Linked DNA regions of Mus musculus: regions 1 and 2 are each linked to region 3. Evidence: chromatin loops called from intact Hi-C (ENCODE). Cell type or tissue: left cerebral cortex. All regions are shown on one strand.

Evidence for each region. Peaks named below come from ENCODE experiments on the same cell type or tissue, not always from the same donor. Only the 100,000 strongest peaks of a DNase experiment are listed, where the experiment ranks them.
Region 1: a loop joins it to region 3, with 3 times the contacts of the local background. A loop is called at or near these places in 2 of 42 quality-filtered maps.
Region 2: a loop joins it to region 3, with 6 times the contacts of the local background. A loop is called at or near these places in 8 of 42 quality-filtered maps.

Annotation. Positions count from the first base shown.
Region 1 is chr17:89,085,659-89,093,658 of GRCm38, forward strand. All of the region lies in intron 2 of Fshr (follicle stimulating hormone receptor), which reads right to left. Among named protein-coding and RNA genes, the nearest start is that of Fshr, 110 kb to the right of the region's middle. In left cerebral cortex, no CTCF peak of the experiment used is centred here; a DNase peak (open chromatin) is centred at 4,475.
Region 2 is chr17:88,648,261-88,656,260 of GRCm38, forward strand. It overlaps Gm31903 (a long non-coding RNA gene), which reads right to left and starts at 5,802. Exons shown (of 3, transcript XR_385909.2): 1 at 5,692-5,802; 2 at 5,430-5,581; 3 at 4,769-5,112. Gm38460 (a long non-coding RNA gene) reads left to right here and starts at 5,644. Exons shown (of 3, transcript XR_385907.2): 1 at 5,644-5,713. In left cerebral cortex, CTCF peaks have their summits at 3,942 (motif pointing right) and 4,881 (motif pointing right); DNase peaks (open chromatin) are centred at 3,939, 4,438 and 4,888; H3K4me3 peaks cover 944 bases; H3K27ac peaks cover 476 bases.
Region 3 is chr17:88,950,709-88,958,708 of GRCm38, forward strand. No RefSeq gene overlaps it. Among named protein-coding and RNA genes, the nearest start is that of Lhcgr, 160 kb to the left of the region's middle. In left cerebral cortex, a CTCF peak has its summit at 3,510 (motif pointing right); DNase peaks (open chromatin) are centred at 204, 505 and 3,513; H3K27ac peaks cover 783 bases.

The DNA.
Region 1 (8,000 bases), 130 kb after region 3:
TTTCACTGGGTGTTACGTGTCACATAAAGAGAAACAAGGAGTGGATTAAAGGGAAGGAAATAGGTTACATTTTAAATATCCATGTGAAGACTGGCAACAGGCAGTTTGCTGTCCCTCTGTTGTTTAATGGCGAAGTGAATCTTGAGAGCACTATGAGCATGATTAGACAAAGAAGATCCTTTCCCCATACATGAGTTCATGTGTGTGTCGACATTCAATCCAGAGATGTCCCACACTGATTAAGATCCTGCGACTAGTAATTCAGTCCTCTAGAGTGGCTATGGCTTTCCTTTGTTCTTTATTTTCTTATTCTAAAGGGAAGTTCTCTGAGAGGAACCAGTGAGGAGTCTCATTGGCTCTCAGGGTCACTGAATTCTTCAGACTATTATCTTTCCTGAGAGAGAAAACTGAAGTAAAAAAAAAGTTGGGAATCTGATTTACAAAATGCGTTTGAGTGTGATGATCATTCATAGTATATATTCATATAATCATATATATCACTTAAATATGGAATATCACTTTAAATATGTAATTTTGAAATACATTGTTCATATTTCAATATGGCTGGAGAAATGTTTAGGATAAGAATAGTAAGCTTTAAAGATGTATTTATTATGTCTATAGTATTTTGCCTGCCTGTATGCCTGCAGGCCAAAAGAGGGCACAAGATCCCATTACAGATGGTTATGAGGCACCATGTGGTAGCTGGGAATCGAACTCAGGACCTCTGGAAGAACAGTGAGTGCTTTTAAACCTCAGCCATCTCTCCAGCCAAAGAATAGTACACTTTTTTTTAAATTAGGTATTTTCCTCGTTTACATTTTCAATGCTATCCCAAAAGTCTTCCATACCCACCCCCCCCAATCCCCTACCCACCCACTCCCCCTTTTTGGCCCTGGGGTTCCCCTGTACTGGGGCATATACAGTTTGCAAATCCAATGGGCCTCTCTTTGCAGTGATGGCCGACTAGGCCATCTTTTGATACATATTCAGCTAGAGTCAAGAGCTCCGGGGTACTGGTTAGTTCATAATGTTGTTCCTCCGATAGGGTTGCAGATCTCTTTAGCTCCTTGGGTAATTTCTCTAGCTCCCAATGGAGGAGCTAGAGAAATAGTACACTTTTTAAGTGGTTTTCTTCTTAAACTAAGACCAAATTAAAACGTGTGTGTGTGTGTGTGTGTGTGTGTGTGTGTGTGTGTGTGTGTGTGTGTTTGTGTGTATGTGCAACTCTAAAAGGTTAAAAAAGGAACCAAGAGGTAAGGGCAAACAATTGACAAGCAGAAGACTATTCTCATTTCTTTGAGTTCAGCCCCATCCTAGGTGTTTTTGAAAAATATGGGAAAAGCAAGAGATAGAACCACACATGGCTGAGCTGAGACCCTAAGACAACTGAGTGCACATGCTCTCATTCCTCTTACATCATATTTGCACACACTTTTAATTTTGCAAAGTACCCTTGCATCCAAGTACAGATTATATGTTTGCAAAACATTTGGTATCAATAATTGCTATCTTTATGCAAAGACTCTCTTTAGAGGTTCAGAGCCACTGGAGTGGTTGACTTCCACTATATTCATATAGGCTCTCCTTAGGTATTTATCTCTCATTCTTGTGTATTTCTTTCCCTGGCCATTTAAATTCTGAAATGGACTGAGCTATAAAAACACATCCCTAGTCATTTGATTTCTGTGTGGGTTGGCCGGTGTGCATCTGAATACTGCCGGAGAGGTTATGAAGTGTTAGACTCAGATAGTTTATTTGCTGAGGGGAGGGAAGGTGAGTTGGACCAGAGTCCATATGAGTCTTTTATTGTTTAAAGCATCTTATTAAGTCATAAATGCCCCAGATGGATGCAGATGTGATGGTCATGGGCTAAATGAAGAAATAAAAATAAATTGTTTGTGCATCGATTGAGCTTGCCTTTAGATTATATATTCTTTATTTTAATACTGCCCTATTAAAAAAATAACTAGCAAGAGTCTGCAGAGCAGAGCCATGAGGATATTATTAACTTCAGTATCATGCTGCCTTAATTGTATCTTCCCTGGGCAGACACAAACACTGAGCTACTACTGGGGAAGAGAAGGAGGCCAGTTTATCTTCTTGTGGATCTGCGAGTGGAAGGTCTCTCCCACAGCCTGCCTTACTAAGAAGAGCAAAGTGTGCTGATACCAACATCTTAAAGCCTGAAGATGGCTGTTAGGTAGAAAATGGAAAAATCACTGTACTTTCTGGCAAGCCAAAAATGCCGTGAGTAGAATGGGTCACATTCCCCACTTTTTAAGCCCGAGCTGCTGAATGTAAGATGCCAAGAAGAAATCACCACAACATAAATATGTTGCAGAATGAAATGGCAAAGGAGGTGGAAGATCTTAGTGGTGGGAGCTGTGATGAGGGGAATACGCTGTCCCAAGCAAGGGACGAAAACCCACTGAGTCACTGAGTGCTTGGGAGGCCACGGCCTGGCTCTCTTCTCCATCTGTACTCTACATTTTCCTTTGCAATCCTCAGTCGAGGACTTCCCACTTTTGGCCTCATGGATGAAGTATTAAATTACTGAGGTGTGGAGATCTATAATGAAAGTAAGCTAGGGTTATCTGCAAAATCATAGATTTTTAGGAACTCTGTTTTCCCTTTCAGATTGACTCATTCTCTTGGCAATATGTAGAATAAATAAAAGCAAAGCAAACAACCCCCATGCCAGGATATGAATAAAATTCATTACCTTCCTGAACTTAGCAGCTTTTAGATACTGCAGGAGTAAATTTGAAGGACCCTCTTAGAACAGTTAAAAACAAAGAGAATTATGGGAAACTCCAAAACACAAGAACAGGAAAGGAAACAAGAAGAGAACATCTGTGTTCTTGGTTGAAGCAATAAATATAATGAAAATACTATTTTCAGGACATTTATGCAGAACAGAAATGACATAAGGACTCATTTTCTGCACACTAACTCATCTTGACCCGACTCAATAATGACAACTTAATGGATCCAACTCTTGTTTTTCCCAACTGTTAAGTTCATCTACAACTTACCAGGCAACTCTAATTTTTCAAATACTCAGTCCTAAGTTACTCTCAGCAAAGTTTCACCTGGAAGTGAGTTGGCACAGTAGTGCTGCAGAGCCAAACACCCGAGTAAGAGGATTCTTTCACTCCTCAGCAGGCTCTGTCGAATACCACATGGGGTTTGGTTTCTGAGAGTTCAGATATGCAGAAGCAGAAATGCTCTCCACTAGTTAGTTATGGATGATACCAAAGGAAGGGTCAATGGCCTTCAGTTTTCTAATCTCTCTCATTTTATAGTAGAATTCTGTAGAGCTAGTGAAATGGCTTGGTGAGTAAAGGAACTTGCCCCACATCCTGACAATCTGAGTTCAAGCCACTGGACAAATTTTGTGGAAAGATAGAACTAACTCCCCTAACCCTACATGTGTATGTCACTTGTGTGCTCCTACATAAATGCACATACACAATAAACAAATGTAGTAAAAAAAAAAACCAGTGTTTGCCAATACAACATTCTTCTTTATAGTTACTAATTAGATTTTGTTGTATGGCTATAATTATTTTAGGGGTACATTAGTATCATTAAGGAAGTGTTATAAGGGTTACTGTTGTATCTGCCATAGAACATGGAATTTAAAAATTCATGTATGGATTTTTTTCCAAAGCTCCATGGGGATAAAATGTGACTGTCATCCTAGAGGCGCCAGAACATTCTTCCCATCTGCAGGCTACCCAGTCCACACTGGTCTGCCATTTTCCACAGACACCTATGGATTGGTCAGTTTCTCTTGCTAATTGCAGAAACTGGGACCCAGACTTTTCTTCATAATTGTAAGAAGCATAAAGGGCAGGGGTAGAAAGGGCCCTGAGGGCTCTAGCAAGGAAGTGTCAAGAAGGCAAAACATAGCCAGGCATGGTGGCACATGCCTTTAATCCCAGCACTTGGGAGGCAGAGGCAGGCAGATTTCTGAGTTTGAGGCCAGCCTGGTCTACAAGAGTAAGTTCCAGGACAGCCAGGACTATACAGAGAAACCCTGTCTCGAAAAACCAAAAACAAACAAACAACAACAAAAAAAGAAGGAAAAACATTTGCTTCAATTCTTTTCATCAGTCCCAACTGAGCACCAGGAATTAAGAACTGGGAGAAGCCCCAGTTTGGTTTAGCTACAAGCAACAGTGCTCACTTTACAGTCCCTTTGTTACAACAGCTTTTCTTTCCCTATGATATGGAGGCAGAGGCTGCAGTGCCAGGCCAGTGTTCTTGTTTTTTATATGCAAATAAATCACTTGATTATATTTTTTTTGTCCTTATGTTATCATGAATATTTCAAATGAATTTTATACCGCTCATATTTATGGCTTGGGAGCTATTTCACTTTTTGGCTCACTGCCGTCTCATCTGCATATACCATATCTCAGCTGATGCTGATTGGTCTCATTTACATATTCATCATGCTCCTCTTTTCAAAGATATTTTGTTATAAACTGGCTTCTCTTCCCCCTCCAGTGTTATAATGGTACGTAGATGTGTTTTTAAATTGAACTCATTTCCATACATAATTTTCCTGGTTCCCATAAATCACCACATTGTCACCTACTTCCCCCCACTCCATTCAGCATGATCTTCACACTTTATACCAAGCTGACATATGGCTCCAAAGTAATTAAAAACAATGTAAACAGTTTACAGTGCACTTTGCAAAGCCACTTCACATTGCAGAGTTTAATGGTTTCCGTGTTCTCCCAGTAAGTTCCAAAGCAATGAAGAGCTGGGATAAGGATGATGATGAAGGCTACAATGGAGAAGCTTCCGTTTCATCCAGAAGATTCTCCTGCTACCTGATTATAGAAATAGAGCTGATGGGTTCAGGCACATTCAGAGTGGTATGGCCAGGAAATGGTGAGAGGAATGGAGGAGGGTTCAGGATCAGGTGTGGAGAGGGACAGGAGATATGGCCAGACAACCGTGAGAATGAATGGACATTTGCAACTGACAAAGGTAGGGAGCTAGGGGGCATCTCCAGGATGTGACAGAGACCTGGAATAAAGGAGGCACTCAAGAATCAATGGGGGTGACCTTAGCTGTGACTCACAGCATTGGGGATATGGAACCTGTAGCCAGGCAGGAACCTCAGTAGATCAATAGAGATACCAACCCACCCACAAAACTTTCAACCCAAATTTTATCCTATCTACAAGAAATGCAGGGATGGAGGATGGAGCAGAGACTGGGGGAATAGCTAACCAATTAACTGGCCCAACTTGAGACCAATCTTATTGATAAGCACCAATCCCTGCCATTATTAACAATACTCTGTTATGCTTGCTGACAAGAGTTTAGGGTGGCCTTCTTCTGAGAGACTCCACTCAGCAGTTGATTCAGACAGATGTAGACACCCACACCCAAACAGTGGATGAAGCTTGGAGACTCTTATAGAAGAGTAGAGGGAAGGACTGAGGGCCCCAAAGGGGATAGAAACTCCACAGGAAGATCAACAGAGTCAACTAACTTCGACCCTTAGGGCTCTCAGAGACTGAACCACCATACCCGGGCTGGATGTAGGCCTTCCTGCATATATGTAGCAGATATGCAGCTTGGTCTTCATTTGGGTTCTGAATAAATGGTGCAGGGGTGTCTTAATTAGGGTTTTACTGCTGTGAAGAAACACTATGACCAAGGCAACTCTTATAGGGGACAATATTTAATTGGGGCTAGTTTGTAGATTCAGAGGTTCAGTTCATAATCATCAAGGCAGGAAGCATGGCAGCATCTAGGCAGGCACTGCATTGGAGAAGGAGCTGAGAGTTCAACATCTTGATCTGAAGGCAGTCAGGAGAAGACTGTCTTCTAGGTAGCTAGGATGAACTTAAAGCCCATACCCACAGTGACACACTTCTTCCAACAAGGCCACAACTCCAAATAGTGCCACTCCCTGGACCAAGCATATTCAAACAGGGGGCTATCCCCAAAGCTATTGCTTGTCCTTGGGATATGTTCTTCTAGATGGGGTGCCTTGTCTGGCCTCAGTCTCTATGTTAAAATGGCAAAAATGTCCCAGTCTGTCGCTTTCCTCCGCCCCAGCGCTTCACAGCCGCTTCTGGCTTTGCAAGGTGTCTGTCTCCGCCAGTGCAGTGGCCTGCCGGGAAGGGTCAGAGTCCTCACTGTCCCCCATCTGTCCAGCAATAGTCTGTCCAGAGACAAGCTTCTGTAGCGGCAGGGCTTCCGCAAAACTAGCCTGCTTTGTCCAGGTCACCCAGACACTGCCCCTCACTTCATGTACTGGACGGGAGCCGTCCGTCCGTCCGTCCCTGCTGGTCTCTGTCTAGAGAGTGCTGTTCGGGATCTGCTCCTCTGTCCCGGGAGGTCTCCTGGAGTTAGTTGTGTGGTCACCAAGAGGACTGAGGACACAGTAGCCCTGAGCCAAGTTGGGCTCATCTTCGAGGGAGCAAACCTAAAGCTGGCAGTCAGCCGCCCTGGCCAGAGGCCTGCAGTGGATGAGCACAAAGTGTGCCCGGCCACAGCCCCCTCCCTTTAGGCTAAAATTCTCACCCGAGCTTTCCCACGGGAAGCTCTAGGATAGGAGGAAGGCGGGAAGCCCTGGGTATATCTAGCCCCTCAGAGACTTGATGGGCTAGATGTGTTGGGGGATAATGAGGGGGTGAAAACTCTCTCAGAAGAGGAGAGAGAGGGATAGAGGGAAAGATTGTGGGAGGGGGTAAACTGGGAAATAGTGCAGTGAGCAATATGTAAAATGAATAAATAAAACATAAAATGAAATAAAATAAAGAGCTGGATTAATGGACCATGAAGACTCATCTGTAAGGGTTAGGTTGGAAACTAATTTTCCTTTCTCTTTGGATGGTAAAAGGCACAGAGCTTTTGTAATTTTAACAAGAAGAAGAGATGAGGATCCAAACCCATCGATGGTCCAGATATAGAGATGGGATGTTTAAGATGACTGACAGCATTATGAATTAGGTGATATCACTAACACTTTCATAGCTGATGGATGGTTAGATACTCAAATAGCATAGGGACAGATACAAGGGGTGAAGGAAATAAAGATGTGTGGCCTCAGACTCTGCATAATCTAGTTAAGTTCATAAGCATGAACCACATTCCGTTTGGGAGTATTTTTTTTTTTTTTTTTTTTGAAACAGGGTTTCTCTGTATAGCTCTGGCTGTCCTGGAACTCACTCTGTAGACCAGGCTGGTCTTGAAATCAGAAATCCGTCTGCCTCTGCCTCCCAAGTGCTAGCATTAAAGGTGTGCGCCACCACTGCCTGGCAGGGGGAGTATCTTTTCTAGTGGTTATTCACTGTGTTACCTTGGGCAGAAAATTGGATCTCTGTAGACTTGGTTCCTAATCTGCAGAATGACTCTAATGGTGAAGCCTACTGCCTGTGGGACAGAGAAAGAGGATGAAAACCATAGCTCTTTACATGTTCTCCCATTCTGTCCCTGTCCACTGGTGTGTTTTGTGGTACCCACCATAGGGCAGCAGCAAGAATAAGTTTCTGAATTAATATCTGATTTTGTGTCATCTCTCATACTTGTCCTTATGCACACACATACCCTTCCTTTATCCTAGCCTAAACTTTCGCTTCACCAGTCTCTTTACACAGCGAGGTAGTCCCCTAGCACAGGAGATGGTCCTGCTTTGAAGAGGTAAGCATTTTGCATGTTTTACTTGGCTCTGCTACCCCTTTTCGGTATATTCATTCAGTGTCAGAGCTTGCCATAAGACTTTGGCCAGAACATACTTTCTGGTCTGTTACATTCATTTAGGTGGTCACTCCTTCTGCTTCAGATTTCTACACCAATGTCATTTCCCCAGAGTCTTGCTCCAGAAAAGCTTCCTTCAGCCTTTTCAGTAGGGAAAGCTGCTATTATAAACATTCTCTACTAACACACTCTCACACTAGTCTCTGTAGTGACTGTGACTGTGCAATTTTAAATTTACTTATATGACATTCTTTTAAAAAATA
Region 2 (8,000 bases), 300 kb before region 3:
ACTCTTAACTTCTGGGTCATCTCTCTAATACTAAGAATGATTTTTTTTAAAGGAGATATAATCATGACACATAAAGATCTGGAATTAACCTGAATGCCTCCTCCCTGGAGACTAGCTTTCATAGTACCAGAAGGCACCATACAATCTTCCAAAGGAGACAGGGAACCAACAGTTGTAACCAGCTACGATTCCTAAGACCACATCAACGACCATCATGACCCAGTAAATCCTACAGGTTCAGTAGTGATACGCATGCCTTAGCTGTAACCAACAGCTCTACCATTGGACTTCAAACCTGTTCAACAAGAGGGAGATCATTGCTCAGGACTGGAAACCTAGCTAAATCCTCTGTGCTGTTGAAGTCCTGGAGATTGGAGAAGAATCTACAACCACTCTGTTGTTGAGTCATCATGATTCAGTAAATAGTCTAACAAGCATTTGTCTTAGTGTGTGTAGTCTATTGCTGTAAGGAGACACTATGATCACAGCAACTCTTATAAAGGAAAGCACTTAATGGGACTTGCTTATGGTTTCAGAGGTTTAGTCCGTTATCAGCATGGTGGCACACAGACATGCTACCGAAGAGTCTTCTGAGAGCTCTACATCTGCATCCTAAGGCAGCAGGAAGGACAGAGCCTCTGAACCTGGCTTGGGCTTCTGAGACCTCAAAGCACATCACCAGTGACACATTTTCCCCAACAAGGCCACAGCCACTACAACAAGGCCACATCCACTCCAACAAGACCACACCCACTCCAACAAGACCACACCCCTTAATCCTTTCAAATAGTGTCACTTTCTAAGTATTCATGTATATGAGCATATGGGGGCCATTTTTATTCAAACCACCACAGTCTTTATATCCACAGATAAATATAGTCTAAATCCCTTATCAAGGAAGCTTCTCTCTGTAACAGATGGAGACCACTATAGAAAACCACAACCATTCAAAATGCAGAGTTATTGAGTCCGGTCTCAAAGGGTACATCTACAGAGCACTCCTGCACCCGAAGCTCAGGGAACATTGCAGAAGGAGGGGCCAGAAAGATGTAAGCGTGAAAATCGCAGGGAGTTTGCTGTGAAATTATGTTTCCCAGGAACATTGAAGCTACACCCATAAAGTCTCACCAACATGGCTGCCGAAACATGAGCTGAACAAAGATGACACCAATAGACACGCCAAAGTGGGCAGAGAAGAGCCCACAAGGGCTCAGCCCTACACAAAGAACTACAGGCAACTGAAGAAAGCTGGGATTGGGAGCGTACCTACCATTAGCTGTCGAATACCAGATGATCAGCCCTAAAAACATACATATAGCAACTTTATGCTGATGGAGCTTATAATTAGTGATATCTATCTATGTGCGTATATATGGAACAACAATGAAAATAAGCCATAAATCTGAAAGAGAGCAAGAAGGAATATATGGGAGGGCTTGGAGGGAGGAGAGAGAAGGGAGAAATGTTATAATTATACTCCCAAAAAGAAAATAAAAATAGTTATAATTATGACACAGGAATATGAAATGAACACATGAATAGGAATAAAATGTGAATTCTTTTTAACTCGTTAAGTACTGAGGGAACTGGTAAGATGTGTTATAAATGGGTTGAAGAAGCATCAAAGAGCAGAGACATAGGAAGTAGGAGCTTCTGAAACAAAGTAACAAAAAGATCAGCGTTCTGAAACAGAGTAACAAAAAGATCAGTGGTTTCAGCCTGGGGTCATGACCTCTTTGGGAGTCAAACGATCCTTTCACAAGGGTTGTCTATTAGATATTTACACTATAATTCATAACAGTAGCAAATTACAGTTATGAAGTAGCAACAAAATATTATGATTAGGGACCAGCACACCGTGAGGAGCCATGGTAAAGGCTTGCAGCCTTAGGTAGGTGGAGAACCACTGTGCTAGATGCTCTGAGCCTCTGCTGACAAATGGCCAACACAATCCTCTTAGCCTAACACAATCAGTTTGCCTTTCTGTGGACAAGGGTCATGTTCATTAACATCAGTTTTCTTCAACTTATAGAACTGATAAACAATTCTAAGATAAAGTGTGTTGCTTAAGGTTTTGTGTTTTGTGTTGTTGTTGTTGTTGTTTCCACTCTAACATAAGCTAGAGCCATCTGGGAAGAGGAATCCTCAATTGAGAAAATGTCTCCATATGACTGGGCAAGTCTGGGGACATTTTCTTGATTAATGACTGACATGGGAGGGCCTCGACCACTGGGGGTGGTGCCACTCCTGGGCAGGTGACCTCGGGCTATATAAACCAATCAAACAGAGCAAATCCTGCAGAGCACACCAGTGAGCATGCTCACCTCTCCGTGGCTCTGGATTGGCTCCTGCCTCCAGTTTTCTGTCTGGAATTCCTGCCCTGACTTCCTCGGATGATTGACTGTGATTAGGCCACGTAAAGCAAAATAGACCCTGTTCTCCTCAAGTTGACTTTGGTCTTTATCTTTGTCACAGCGAGAGACACCAAACTAAGACCTAAGGAAAAACACTGATGGCCTCAGTGAATGAGCGCCAAAGTCCTTTTGTCGTTTTCCTTTTTTTGAGAATTAAAGATTACATTTTATTTATGTATTTTTCTTTTCTTTTCTTTGTCTTTCTCTATCTGTCTCTCTGTCCCTGTCTCTGTCTGTCCTTCTGTTTGACTCTTTGTTCCTGTCTCTGTCTCTCTATCTCTCTGTCCCTGTTTCTGTCTGTCTCTGTGTCTGTGGATGTCTTTGTGTCCATCTTTCTGTCTGTCTCTGTATGTGTGTCTCCCAGAGACTAAACTCAGGTTGTAAGTCAGGATGGCAGGTGCTTTTACCTGTTGGGCCATCTCTCTAGCCCTACAATTTTTCTTGACCATAGGACAAACTTTGTCCACAGAATAGAATCATACACTGTTGCAATATAAAAACAATGCGTATTTAAAAAGTCCTTTCTATCCCTCATAAGAAAGCGGGTATTTGATGAATTCAGTTTTTATTTAGCTGTTAAGGCTGATATCTCAAAACAGCATATAAAGGACAGTAAGTAAACAAAAAAAAAAAAAGTGAAAATCCCAAAACAAAACAGAATTGCACCAGTTCTTTGTGGGGACCAGGCTGTAGAGCATTGTTTTAGACCCTCCTTATAATCACAGAGCTTTCCTTGAATTGTTGAGGAGCGAAGGACTGAGTGGCATCAATGGTCCTCGTTGGTTCTCTGCCAATCAATTCTTCCATGCCCCTCCCCCACTCAATCAGCTCTCTCCAGCTTCACCTTCACCTACTCTTTCCTATTCCTTTCCCTGGACATGGCCATTCCTTCTGGAGGCCCCTTCCTATTGATTGATTGACCTTAAGCCAGGGCTTTGGTGTGGGGTCACGTGTACTTGGTGAGGTGTTAGCGTTACCAGTGTGGGTCACTTGTGGTGAGCATGCCATGAATTCAACCTGATTACCTGAATATTTTCCCTCAGTTACATGAAATGAGGATTTCTTTTTCTTGTTATAAGTAAATTAGTAAATCCCTGCTTTAACTGGTATTGAAATATGAATGTATCTATAATTAATTTTCCGAATATTGGGGTTGAACCCAGGATTTTACACCCACTCATAGCACGCTGCCTCAAATTCATCATTCATAACCAATAATTAATTTTAAAAAGGGTACTGGCTGGTTGTGAAGCAAGTAGTCAAGTTCCAGAATAAAATCTGCTGGTTATAGTGTGCCTTTAAAATCACTGCTGCCCACGGTTTGCAGGATTAAAGTTGACGTGAATGAAACGCGCCCTTCCACTTTGAGGTTTGCCATCTACCCTTCAGGTATTGGCACCATCATGGTCTTCCAGACCTCAAGAGAAAATGCAGCTTTTAAAGTAATATGATGTGTGCTGACAGGTTCTAGCTGCACGAGCTAGGAAAGCCAAAAAATTGATTTGTAGTGCACACTTGAACAGCAGATGGCGCTCTCAGGCAAGCCGCTGCTACCCGGAGTCAGAAGCAGTGTGTTTGGTGCTTGAATTTTGATTAATAAAAGATTTTGAGGACACTTTATAAGCATTTCAAAGCATTGTGAGTCCGGTGGAGCATAATTAAAATTAATGCAGTAGACGGTCTCTTTAAAGTATTTCTAATGCTGTGTCTAAAATTGCTGTTGAATACAATTTTACACATCCAAAAGATTTAAATACTACGCTTATCTCTAAGCATTTCTAACTATTAAAGGGACAGGAAAATGTGTCCTTTTTTTCTTCATTTTCAAACAAACGCTTTACAATCACTTATATGTTAAATCCTTATACTTAAAAAATACTTGTAAAATAATCCATCAATTCTTCACATGTCTCAGTGTCGGAGAAAGCAAATGCATGCTTGCCAAATACTCCATGCTGCCTTGACCCAGGGGCAAGCCTTTGTTATCTTAGTCGTTAGAAAGCTTTCTCCCGTGCCCAGGAACCTCTCTGAGTGGATTTAACCATTCCTTCATAAAGCGCATCTGAATGCTTTCTTTCTAAATTTCTTCACATCAGAAACAAGCTGTAAATGCAGTCGAGCCGTTCCTAAAGGTGTCCTTCACACTGCGAGGCCAAAAGGGGGTGCCGTGCCATTTTGAGTGGCCTCAAAATACTATGTCACTGCAATTAGACATCTTGCTGGACACTGAACATCTTGTCGGGCTTCTCATCTTGTGTCTGCAGTCTCTTAGTATTGGGAATAAAGCGATGAAGAAAACAGTGAACTCATCTAAAGGGTCTATAACGGCGGAGGAGGCAGACAACCAACAGATAGCAATTTGTGATTATTGTTATGTAGAAAATCAAAGCAGGCTAAGGTAACAGAGAGCGGTATAAGGAGGTTGCCATGACATCTAGAAGAGAGGAATGGAGCGTTCCAGATCCTGCAGGGTAGAGGGAGTCCAGCAGAGGGCGCTGCGGGAGCGCAGATTCTAGAACAGGTGCTTGTCCTAGCAAGCGGTGCAGATGATTGGAGGGTGGGTGGGTGAGACTCCAGATCAGAGAGGTCGTGAGTGGGTCGGGATGGAGTTGTACTAAGGCTTTCTGGGGAGTCGTCAGAACGTCGGGTGTTGTGTTAAGACGAATCTGCTCAAAGGCTTCAGTGGTGATGTAGAGAACTTACAAACAGAAAAAGCAGTTTAGAGTTTATTGAAATAACCCAGATTATTTAATTTGTTCATGTGGCGATAACAATACATCTTAGGTGGAGTAATTGATAAAGGACAAAAGTTTATTTCTCATTGTTCGGGAGATTGAGAAGTCTAAGGTCCCAGCATTGTGAGTATGGTGAGGTTCCTTTCCATACCCACAGTGCCTCCATACTATGCAATTGCATGGTGGAGGGGGGGAGGAAAGACCCTCCTCAAGTGTCTTTAAAAGGACACCAGGGATACTTATCCCATTGCTAAAAATGGAGGCCAAGGGGTCTCATTACCTGTGAACACCCTTTCTTGCCTTTTAATCCCAGCAGCGTTACAGATGGATTTCAGGGTGTGGATTTCAGGACGATGTTCCCATTGTCCTGAAAGCTGATGTGATTAGGAGTGGTGACCAGAGGTGGAAGATCCTTAGACAAACATATCTGAACTATAGAAAGAAAAGCGTTTGTTGATGGGTTGGGTGTGGGATAGGAAGGATGGAAAAGAAACAAAGATTATCCTGAAAAACTAAAGAGTGGAGCTGTCTTTTATGGTGACCTGGGAGAGAAGGCTTGCTAGGGTAGGTATCCAGGTAGACAGTGGTGGTGGGGGAGAAGCTGCTGCCAGGTAGATCCACTTCCTTTGTGGTTAGGGATGTCCTGGTTCAGAAGGCTGGGGCGGGGCGGGGCGGGGCGGGGCGGGGCTGTAGCTGGGATGTAACCTAGGTAACATAGCTGTATCTTGGTAGCTATGGTTTCTGACTGTTAAGATCCACCCTTTGTGACTCCACATCCTTGAGGCTGGTTCTCCCCACCACATCATAAATTAAGACACCGTGTCTCAATGACCACACATGATCCCTATGAAAAGCTTGTTCAACCCCAAGGGGTCGCGACCCACAGGTTGAGATCCACTTGTCTAGAGCTTCTCTTGTCTCTGCCTTAAATTTCAAACGGTTGCACTAGGCTTGCATGCGTTTGCATTGCTACCTCTGGGGTTTTGTTAAAAACCTGGGTTCTGGGGATCTAACCTTAGGTAACCAGGCTCACATAGCAAGTGTGTTTACTACTGACCGGTCCTCGGCCCTGACTTATTCGTTATTATTGTATTTTATCTTACTGCGGTTATGTGTGCTAAAAAGTTCTTTTCTCCTTTGTTTTCAGTGCTCAGTAGGAGAAGTTTTGTGCCATTTTTCAGCCCATATCACCCATACCATGGACTGCTTGTACTTTAGGTTCTTTGGGTGTGCCAGCTCGTATTTCTTCAGAACTGATTGGCTCGCTACATGATGTTACAGTCATTACAATTTCAAAATTAGTTCTTGGTTGACCTTCGCTGGGTCCACATCAGGTTGTCTTAAGTTATAAAGAAACTTTAGATTTTGTTATTAAATTCAAAGTAATGATGAAGTAGTTAGGGGATTTCAGCCTTCAGAATACATACAATTTCTGAAAATAAAAAAGCACAACACTTAATTCATAGTTTTTCTTTTCTTTTTAAAGATTTATTTATTTATTTTATATTTGCAACTACACCATTGCTCTCTTCAGACACACCAGAAGAGGGCATTGGATCCCATTACAGATGGTTGTGAGCCACCACGTGGGTGCTGGGAATTGAACTCAGGACCTCTAGAAGAGCAGTCAGTACTCTTAACCGCTGAACCATCTCTCCAGCTTCTAGTTTTTCTTTTTTAATAGACTACTTTTCTTTCACACATATACATTTCATACATATAAACAATGTGTTCTGATTATAGCAACATCTGGCTATCCCTTCCCACCTATCCCAGTTGTCCCTTAAACACCTTCTTACCCCCTTCACCATCCCCTGTCTCTTTCTGTTTTTGTTTTGTTTTGTTTTTTTCCGAGACAGGGTTTCTCTATGTAGCTCTGGCTGTCCTGAACTCACTTTGTAGACCAGGCTGGCCTTGAACTCAGAAATCCGCCTGCCTCTGCCTCCCAAGTGCTGGGATCAAAGGCATGCACCACCACTGCCCGGCCCCCCTGTCTCTTTCTAACCCACTGAATCCAGTTAGTGCTGCCTGCTCGAATGTTGACTGATGTGTTTGGTTTGACCTTGTGCAGCTGCAGGGAGTTCATGAGTGTCCGGATCACAGCATTTTAGAACACTCTTTCCCCTCTTGTTCTTATACCCTTCCCACTTTTCTGCAGTGTCGCTTTTGGACTTTGGAGGGAAGATGTAGACACAGATGTTCCAATTAGGGCTGGCCACTCAATAGTAACTTACCCTGTACACACAGACCAGTTGTGAGTCTCTGCATTAACTGCTGGACACTGTACGAATAAGTTTTTCTGGCTAAAGTAAGATGACAGCCGTACGCTCTCCTCAGGGCCTATGACCTCCGGGTCTTTTGAACAGATTTTCAGTGCTGGACATGGACTTCTTTCTGTGTCTAAGTCCTTAAGTCCAAAAGCAGTTGGTTATCCCCGTAATTTTCATGCCACTACCACACCAGTGAGCACGACTTGCTTGACAGGTCAGTATTATAGCATTCAAGAGTCATTGTTGAGTAATACCATTGATAATTTTTCTTCCATAGTAACTTGCATCATCGAACCAGTATTATGAAAGCTAGACAGCAGGACATCAGGTCAGCTACAATTTGATTTGTCTGTGTTATTTTGGAAGAAAGAACCTCAACTGAGAAAAAGCGTCCCTCAGACTAGCCAGCAGGCATGCCCGTGGGCTATTATTATTAATTATTATTATTATTAATTGTTGATGTGGGAGGTCCCAGGCTATTGGGGGTGGGGATACCCCTGAGCAAGGTTGTCTTGTGTGTCGTAAGAAAGCAGACCGAGTTAGTCTTGGAGGGCAGTTGAGTAAGCCGCATTCCTCCATGG
Region 3 (8,000 bases):
AGAGCCCATGAAGCCCTTTCCTAAGTATCCTTTTGCCTCCCCTTCTGTTTTGATTCAGACTCACACAATGACTCTGCTGCACCATCTTTAACTCCTTTGGTGGAAATAGGATCATAAAGTATTGCACAAAGAAAAAATTTTAGCATGTTCTATTGCCATATTTATCCCTCCAAGATGTTGCTGTGGTAACTGCACAAATAGCTGAACACCAGATATCGCAAACAGGCTAGCAGAATTTTATTTTAATGAGTTCATGATTGTCATGGAAAACTAGGCACATTTATGGTATGTAAATTTGAGGACTTGGAGGGGCTGTGGAATGGTTATGTGTTCGGAGTAGATTCGTACATATGTTTGCCCATATTGTACATATGATCCTTGGTCATTTGAGTGCATGTCCAAGCTGGCAAGGAAACTGCCCAGCATCTGCTCATCTTGTGAAAATGTGCCACTGTGTTGATAATTGTGATCATTTCAGAGCATGTTCATTCTCTGTTGTCTATCGTTGGGGCTCTGTATATCCCATGTGTTGGAAGTTGCTTCAGTGGGGAGTGCCACACTCTGGGAGCATGTCTTCCTTTCTGGCTGGGATTCTCCAACTCCAGTGGAAGCTCTCATAAAACCCACACTGAGCATCCAAATCCCAGCCGAGCACCATCAGTGAGGTCTGTCTGACTCCCACCATCCCTGTTCCACAGACCCTTCCACATAGAACTGCATCTGATTTTCTGTCTAAATCTCTCATTTCTTATGATTCTTACAAATTCTTGTTATGATAGAGGGCATATTTCGTGAGGACAATTATGAAACTATATTTCTATACTCCCAAGTCCCCCCATGCCTAGCCCATAGGGGACTATTGTGCAAACAACCCATAAAAAAGAGTGGCTCAATCAATCATATAAAACCTTATAAATCAGAAATTAATATTATGGCTATGACTTACTAATTGCTTTTTTGGCTTTGCAAGCGTCAACTTGATGATCTAATTCTCCCATCTATAATAAGCATAATTTAAAATTTTAGGTTTCTTGCAAAATGATCAAAACAGAGACACATTGCTAATTTGCCTCCTACTAACAAAAGCTGGTTTTGTTTCACAGTTTCAGCTATGGCCAGACACATGTACCATTTTTTATTTTGCTTAATTAACTCTCTTTCTCCTCAAAAGTTTAAAAGTTGCTAATTTATAAAAATGACTTTGACGACTTAAGTAAGACCTGAGGTTGAAAGAAACAGGTATTTGTCTTTCCTACATTTGAAATCTACCTGTGGAAAGCTGGTCGCAGGGTCTCTGAGTTTTGCTAGAACTCACTTATGGAATAGGGACAGAGACTCTGATTGTGTAAAATAAAGGGTAAGAGTGCTCGGTTAGTCTTTGGGATGTTTTAAACATCCATTTTTAATTTCCTCTCTGTCCACTCACTTGGAAACCATGGCTTTTCAAAAGGCCGCTATCTGGCGATCTCTGTCACTTCAGTCTCAGAACTCACTCAACACCTTGTCTAAGAGACTTTCACCAAACATGTTGAGAACACATACTTACTGGAATCCAGGGTCCACTATGATCAGAGAAGTGGGGTTTGGAGCACTGTAGTAGGGGGAGGGGATTGGGTGTGGGTGGGATTATGAGGCCTGTGCAGACCTGGCCACCCTTGGGTCTGATTAGAGAGAGGACACTGGGAAAGAAGAAGTTAGAGTTGCTGCTGAGTGTGGCACCTCAAGGCCATGAACAAAGAGAAAGAAGGAGAGTTTGGAGGTCAAGTTGCTCACCCCTGATTTCCATGCAGCGGCTGAAGCTGCAGGAGGTGCCATCTTCTAGGTAGTTGAAAATGTGAAACAAGAGACTAGGGAAGTTTCCCATAGACAAACTGAGTAGAAGCAAGGTTGGTAGAAGGCTGTTCAGGTATTATCTGGGAACAGAAGAATGGAGTCTTTGTAAAATCCATCTGTCCTACTGCGAGAACTGCATGATTCTTCCTGTAGACAGAGAACAGAGGAGGGTGGTTAGCAGCAGAAAGAAAAGAGCCCTGTGCACTGCTGTGCTGTGCATATGTTTCTGCACATGTGTGCACACAGGTATGGGATCATAGAAAGGTCTAGAGCCCTGCCCACTGCTGTGATGTGTATATGTTCCTGCACGCGTATGCACACAGGTTTGAGACCACAAGAAGAGGAATAGGAAATGTTCATTATCACTAAAATATATATGATCACTCTTGATTTTCCTGCTATTTTTGTATTATAATGTTTTACTTTCTGTCTGAGACATGAAAACATGTGCACAACCTGTTTTGATCAGAGTCACGTCTTCCCTCTCTACCTTTCCCCAGAACCCCTTCATGTGCTTGCCCCAATTTCCCTCCCTGCAACATAATGTTCTTATCAATGATTTAGGAACTTCATATAATGCACCCAGATCACACTCCTCCCAGGTGGACCCTCTCATTCATGCACCCCTCTCAAGGGAGAAATCAGGCCCCATCTGTGTTATCTATATACTCATTGAAGCATGGTCAAACTCTCAGTAGCAAGCTCCTTAGAAAGGGGTTGCACAAAAGCTGTCAATGTTTCTTATTTTTCTCTTCTTCCATGTTGTAATAACCCACAGCATGCAGCCAGTGCTGCTCATCTGTGCACATATGTTGGGCCATCACCACAACATGGACAACTTTCCTGGGACCACACCTTCAAAGAAAACGGACCCTCGCTTAGCAGTCATGAACTGACAATAACTGTGAATACTTTCTCACCCATGCTCTTGTGTTGACTGGCTCAATCTTGTGTGAGTTATGTGTAGATGACCATAGCTACTGTGAGTTCTTATCATGTCCTCAAGATACTGTTTACCAATAATCTTCAGCAACCTCTGTCTCACAATGGAACAGTCTTTCCGTTATGTTCCCAAGGTGTGTGTGCATGTGTGTATGTGTGTGTGTATGTAACAAATAGTCATATTATTGTCCATACCCTAGAGTAAGCAGGTGTTTAGTAAATAATTGTTTGAGAGAAGAACCAGAATTTATTAATTTTAGAAACATGAAAACATGTGCACAACGTGTTTTGATCAGAGTCACGTCTTCCCTCTCTACCTTTCCCCAGAACCCCTTCATGTGCTTGCCCCAATTTCCCTGGAGTGTATTTCCCAAGACCTTGCTGATGTTGACTCTAGAGCCACTTTAATGAAAACACATTAACATTTACCTACAGCCCTGACTTGCTTTAACTATCTGCAATGCGATCTATCTGGAAGCACAACGCTGCTAAGAACTCTTGCAATCTACTGCAATACCAGGAAGATCACTGGCTTAGTAAACGCCTACATTTAAAAATAATTTAAACTTACTTCATGTCTTATATAATAGGAAAATCTTGATTAGCTTTGAAATTTATTTTTGGAAATTTGCTGAAAATAAGCTGTCTGGCATAAGTGCATTTAGGGATGGAATTAGGAGGTGTGGAAGAATCAAGGGTATGCTGGGTAACCTGCCGTTACTGCATTTACCACTAGATGGTGACCTTGTACTTGCTTGGTGATCTGCCCACTGCCAGAGGATGGCATAGTCAACTCTAGGTGGTTGAAACCCGGAGAGTGAAATTGGGAAGTTTATTGGAGTTGTGAAACGAGATGGTCGATGAGATTTGAAGTAATAAAGCTTGGGGACTTTAGTATCTTCCTGACCTGTTCACAGAGAATGTGATGGGTTGAGAACATAAGGGCATGGGCTAAATGCCTATGGTATAGAAAGCAGGAACATAAGACCCACATTCTAGTGCACCTGCCCACACTTTCTTGTCTTGTGTTTGGTAAGGCAGAGAACTTCTTGGGATGCCAATAGCTTCACCTGCAAAACCGGAGAAGACCGAATCTGTTAGGATCTGGGCCAGTTGTCTCCACAGTCTGTTCTTGTTTTGTCTGTGACTGAGAAAGTCTTTGATCTGAGGGCACCAAACATACTCAGTTGGCCATTGTCTACATTAAATAATTCACTTTTCAAGTCAGGCGAATAGAATTTTCGTAAAAGACATTTTTTTTTCCCATTTGGAGAAGTGTGGATATGGGACTTTGCTGTAGGCAAAGAGTAGAGAAGATGGTTGAAAGCTAAGAGAGAAAAAGGCTCACGTGACGTGTTCATGTCTAAATGTGTGTACACTCAGGACTGTGACAATGGAAAGGTGGAACAGTAGGAAATGCCCATTGTCACTAGGAAGGGTCTTAGTGTTGTTGATTGGTCAGCGTTAATTGTTTTCAGCCTTCAGAAGAAGCCTTCAAGAACTCATGATAATGGTTTTAAATCCCAGAGAGACTTAGTGTAGGTCTTATGATATCTGTACAATTAGTATAAACAGTGATTTTATCTCACACTCAATCCAAGGGCTTTGCTTGTAGAACATCCCTATCCATTTACCCAGAAAATGATTTCCCTTAATAATTGATGCTGTTTTACTAAGAGAAATATAATATCTCCAGAAGGCTGAAATGATTATGCGGAGATGTTGAGCTGCTGTTGGCACAGAAAAGGAACTTGGTTCTTTCTTCTCTAGTCCAGAATTTCCCTAAGTGAGGCACAAGAAGTGTCTCGCTTTATCTTAGATTACTTATGGATTATTCAGAATTGACTGAAGCAATACAAGGATGACTTTTCTGGTCTCAAAACTTATCAAAGTGCCTTATGTTACTGTTGTATGGATCCTTGCACTGCAGCAGAAAATAACGTCCAAGCTGGGCAGGAGCTGATAGTTTAGAGAAGGGAAGGCAAAGGAAGAGAAAGAAGGAAGGGGGCGAAGGGAGAGGGAGAGGAGGAGAGACAGAGAGAGTGTGTTGTGGGTGACTTGAAGGAAAAAAGTGAAGAGGCTGGGGAGGTAACTTTGCTCTTAAGAGCAGCTTGATTTTGCAGAGGACTCAGGGTCACTTCCCAGCGCCCACCAGTCGCCCACCAGTTCTGTAACTCTGGTTCTAGGGGATCTGATGCCCCCTTCTAGTCTCTATAGGCGCTGCATGCATACTGTGCACGTGTGAACAAAGTACTCATGTGCACAGAATAATTAAATAATCTTTTAAAGGACAAAGGATGAACTAGATAGGGACTGCATTCAGAAGGGCTTATGTCCATGATTTCATATTCTGTCCTCCCTCGGGTTAGTGCTTTCGAATAATTGTCAAAAGTAGTCAAATATTCTCTCTCTACCATCCCTTGTGAGCTTCAATAAAATTTAATCATTTCTGAGAAGCTCTTTTTGGTTCAAAGATGGCCAGGACAGCTGGGCGCCTGAGATGAGAGCCTGGATGTGATGTGACTCCACTTACTCACACGTCCTCTATCTTATTTAATCAAAGGATTCTTAGCTAGGTATTTGCTGTGCAGCCTTAGTGTTTGTAAAGTTGCACATGACCACATCTTTGCATGGCATTTCTCTTTCCTTTCTAAACTCAACAATGAGATTTTTTTTCATTAACTAAGAAAAGTATTAGCATTCTCAGGAAGATGGTTGGTTGAGAGAAACGTCAGTTTGAAGACGAGGAAGCCAGGGACATGCAGGGATTGGCTGAGGAAGCTTTCTGGTATGTTCTTTCTTCCCTGTTGGTTACTTTTGGGTGTTGCCTGTTTCTTGGGAAGGAAAGCAGCGGTAGCAGGATGCAGTCGATGGGCACCGGGGGCCAGGCCAGCCAAGAGGAGAGGCCAGGATCAAGACAGCTGGATAGCCCTGAGCATTCTGTTAGTCTGCCTCCACCTTCCATTCAACATCCATCTTCAAAGAGTCTGCTTGTATTTCTGAAAGCATGAGAAGACATCAGCATGAGGCAGGCCAGGGCAGTGCTGGGCAATGGTGGCCTGGGGATAGGAAAATTGTACCTTTGTGACCTTGAGGCCATCTTCCTTCAATTCACTGGAAGAAGAAAAAAGGCCAAAGTAACGAGATACTATTTGTGAAAGCAGTTGATAGTCCTAGGGGAGTAAAAGATTAGCTAATAAGAAAAAAAATAGCTCGACATTCGAGGAGGGGAAATTCTTTGGGAGAAATACATTAAACCGAACAAGGTAAACAAGAGGAAAAGAAATGAACACAATTAAAAAATAAGCCTAGCAATTATCTTTAAAGAGGTAAGAGACCATCAAAAAACAAATTGAAGAGAAACACAAAGAAACACCAACTACAGACACTGGATAGCTACATGTAATTTACACAGGTTTTTTTTTTTTTTTTTTTTTTTTTTTTTTTTTAAAGTGTGGACAAGCGGCCTATTAAAATGTTGACAGCCAAAGAGCATGCTAAATGTCTGAGATTCTGGAAGGAGAAACTTGGTTAGAAGGCACTGGAGAAGGGTACGGAGGGTTGAAGTAGCTATAGTATTCATGTAAGAAGATTACAGAAGGAGAAAAGGGACCCTGTACTGAAAGGACACAGAGAAAGCTAGGCAGGGGAGGTGACCTCACACAGAGACATTCTTCAGCAACATTAAAGAATATCAAAGAAAAAGAGGAAATTTTACAAGCTTTCAAAGATAAAAAGCATATTACCCAAAGGAACAAGAAAATCAGATTACAATCATCCCTGATAAAGCTGCGCTCGATGTGGTAAGGCAGTGAATTGATATCTTCCAAGTGTCAAGGAGACAGACAGCAAACCCAGAATTTTATAGTGAGGAAAATTATTATGTACAATATTTGGAGTTTTCTTCATGGTCCTGGGGCATACTGGACAACCTTTTACTTTTTCTTCTTGCTGTGAGAAATACTTGACTTGAAACACTTTAAGGGAAGAAGCACAAATTTGGGAATACAGTCTGTTATGGTGGTGGAAGGCCCATGTGGTGTCATGAGCAGGAGACACTGCATCTGCATCAGGAAGAAGAGAGAGAGAGGGAGAGAGAGAGGGAGAGAGAGAGAGAGAGAGAGAGAGAGAGAGAGAGAGAGAGAGACAGACAGATAGAGAGACAGAGAGACAGAGAGACAGAGAGAGACAGAGAGAGACAGAGAGAGACAGAGACACAGAGACACCACAGAGACACAGAGAGAGACAGAGAGACAGAGAGACAGAGAGACAGAGAGAGAGAGAGAGACAGAGACACAGAGACACCACAGAGACACAGAGAGAGACAGAGAGACAGAGAGACAGAGAGAGAGAGAGAGAGAGAGAGAGAGAGAGAGAGAGACAGAGGATGTATTCAGTTTGCTTTCTCCTTTTACTTAGTCCCAGATTCTGGCCCATTGGATGGCTTCACCCGTAGTTAGAGAGGGGTTTTAAACATCAATTCACTCAGACTAGAAATGGCCTTACAGACCTACCCAGAGATTTGTCTACAGGGTGAATCTAGAGCCTATTGATTCGACAGTACCAACTCTCTTACTGAGCAACCAGCAGTCCACAGCAAAATTATTATTCTAACATGGATTTGAAACAGGCATTTGGGAGCACATGTGGTCTTGGTCTCACATGATAACTATAGTGGGATAACTTCTGAATGATGCGTTCTAGAGAGAAAGGAGAGAGAGAATTATGGGATGTCCTTAAATAAACTGGTTCAGTGATTCTAGAAGAACAAACATGGAACACACATTGTTTGAGAACACAAAGATTAACTTTTAAAAAATCATTTGTGAAATCAGCCTGCAGAGGATTTGTCATTACATTCCAAAGAGCCGACCTGATACAGACCAGTTCATCAACAATAAAACAGTTTAGTACTCAGCCTTAATCTGTTTGTGTTTTAGCATTCACAGCTGGGCATGCTGGTATTCCCTGTAGTTGCCTTCCAGCCTTTGGGAGGCAGAGACAGGAGGACCACATATTAAAGGTCAGTCTATATACCAGTGAACCACTGCATCAATGAAATGGTGGACTATTGTTCAGTGGTAGAGCAGTTGTGTAACATGTGCAAAGGTTCGATCACCAGCAAAACACACACACACACACACACACACACACACACACACACACACACACACACACAATGTGGTTATGTGGGCAGGGGCCCACTGAGGTCATGACAGGGTATC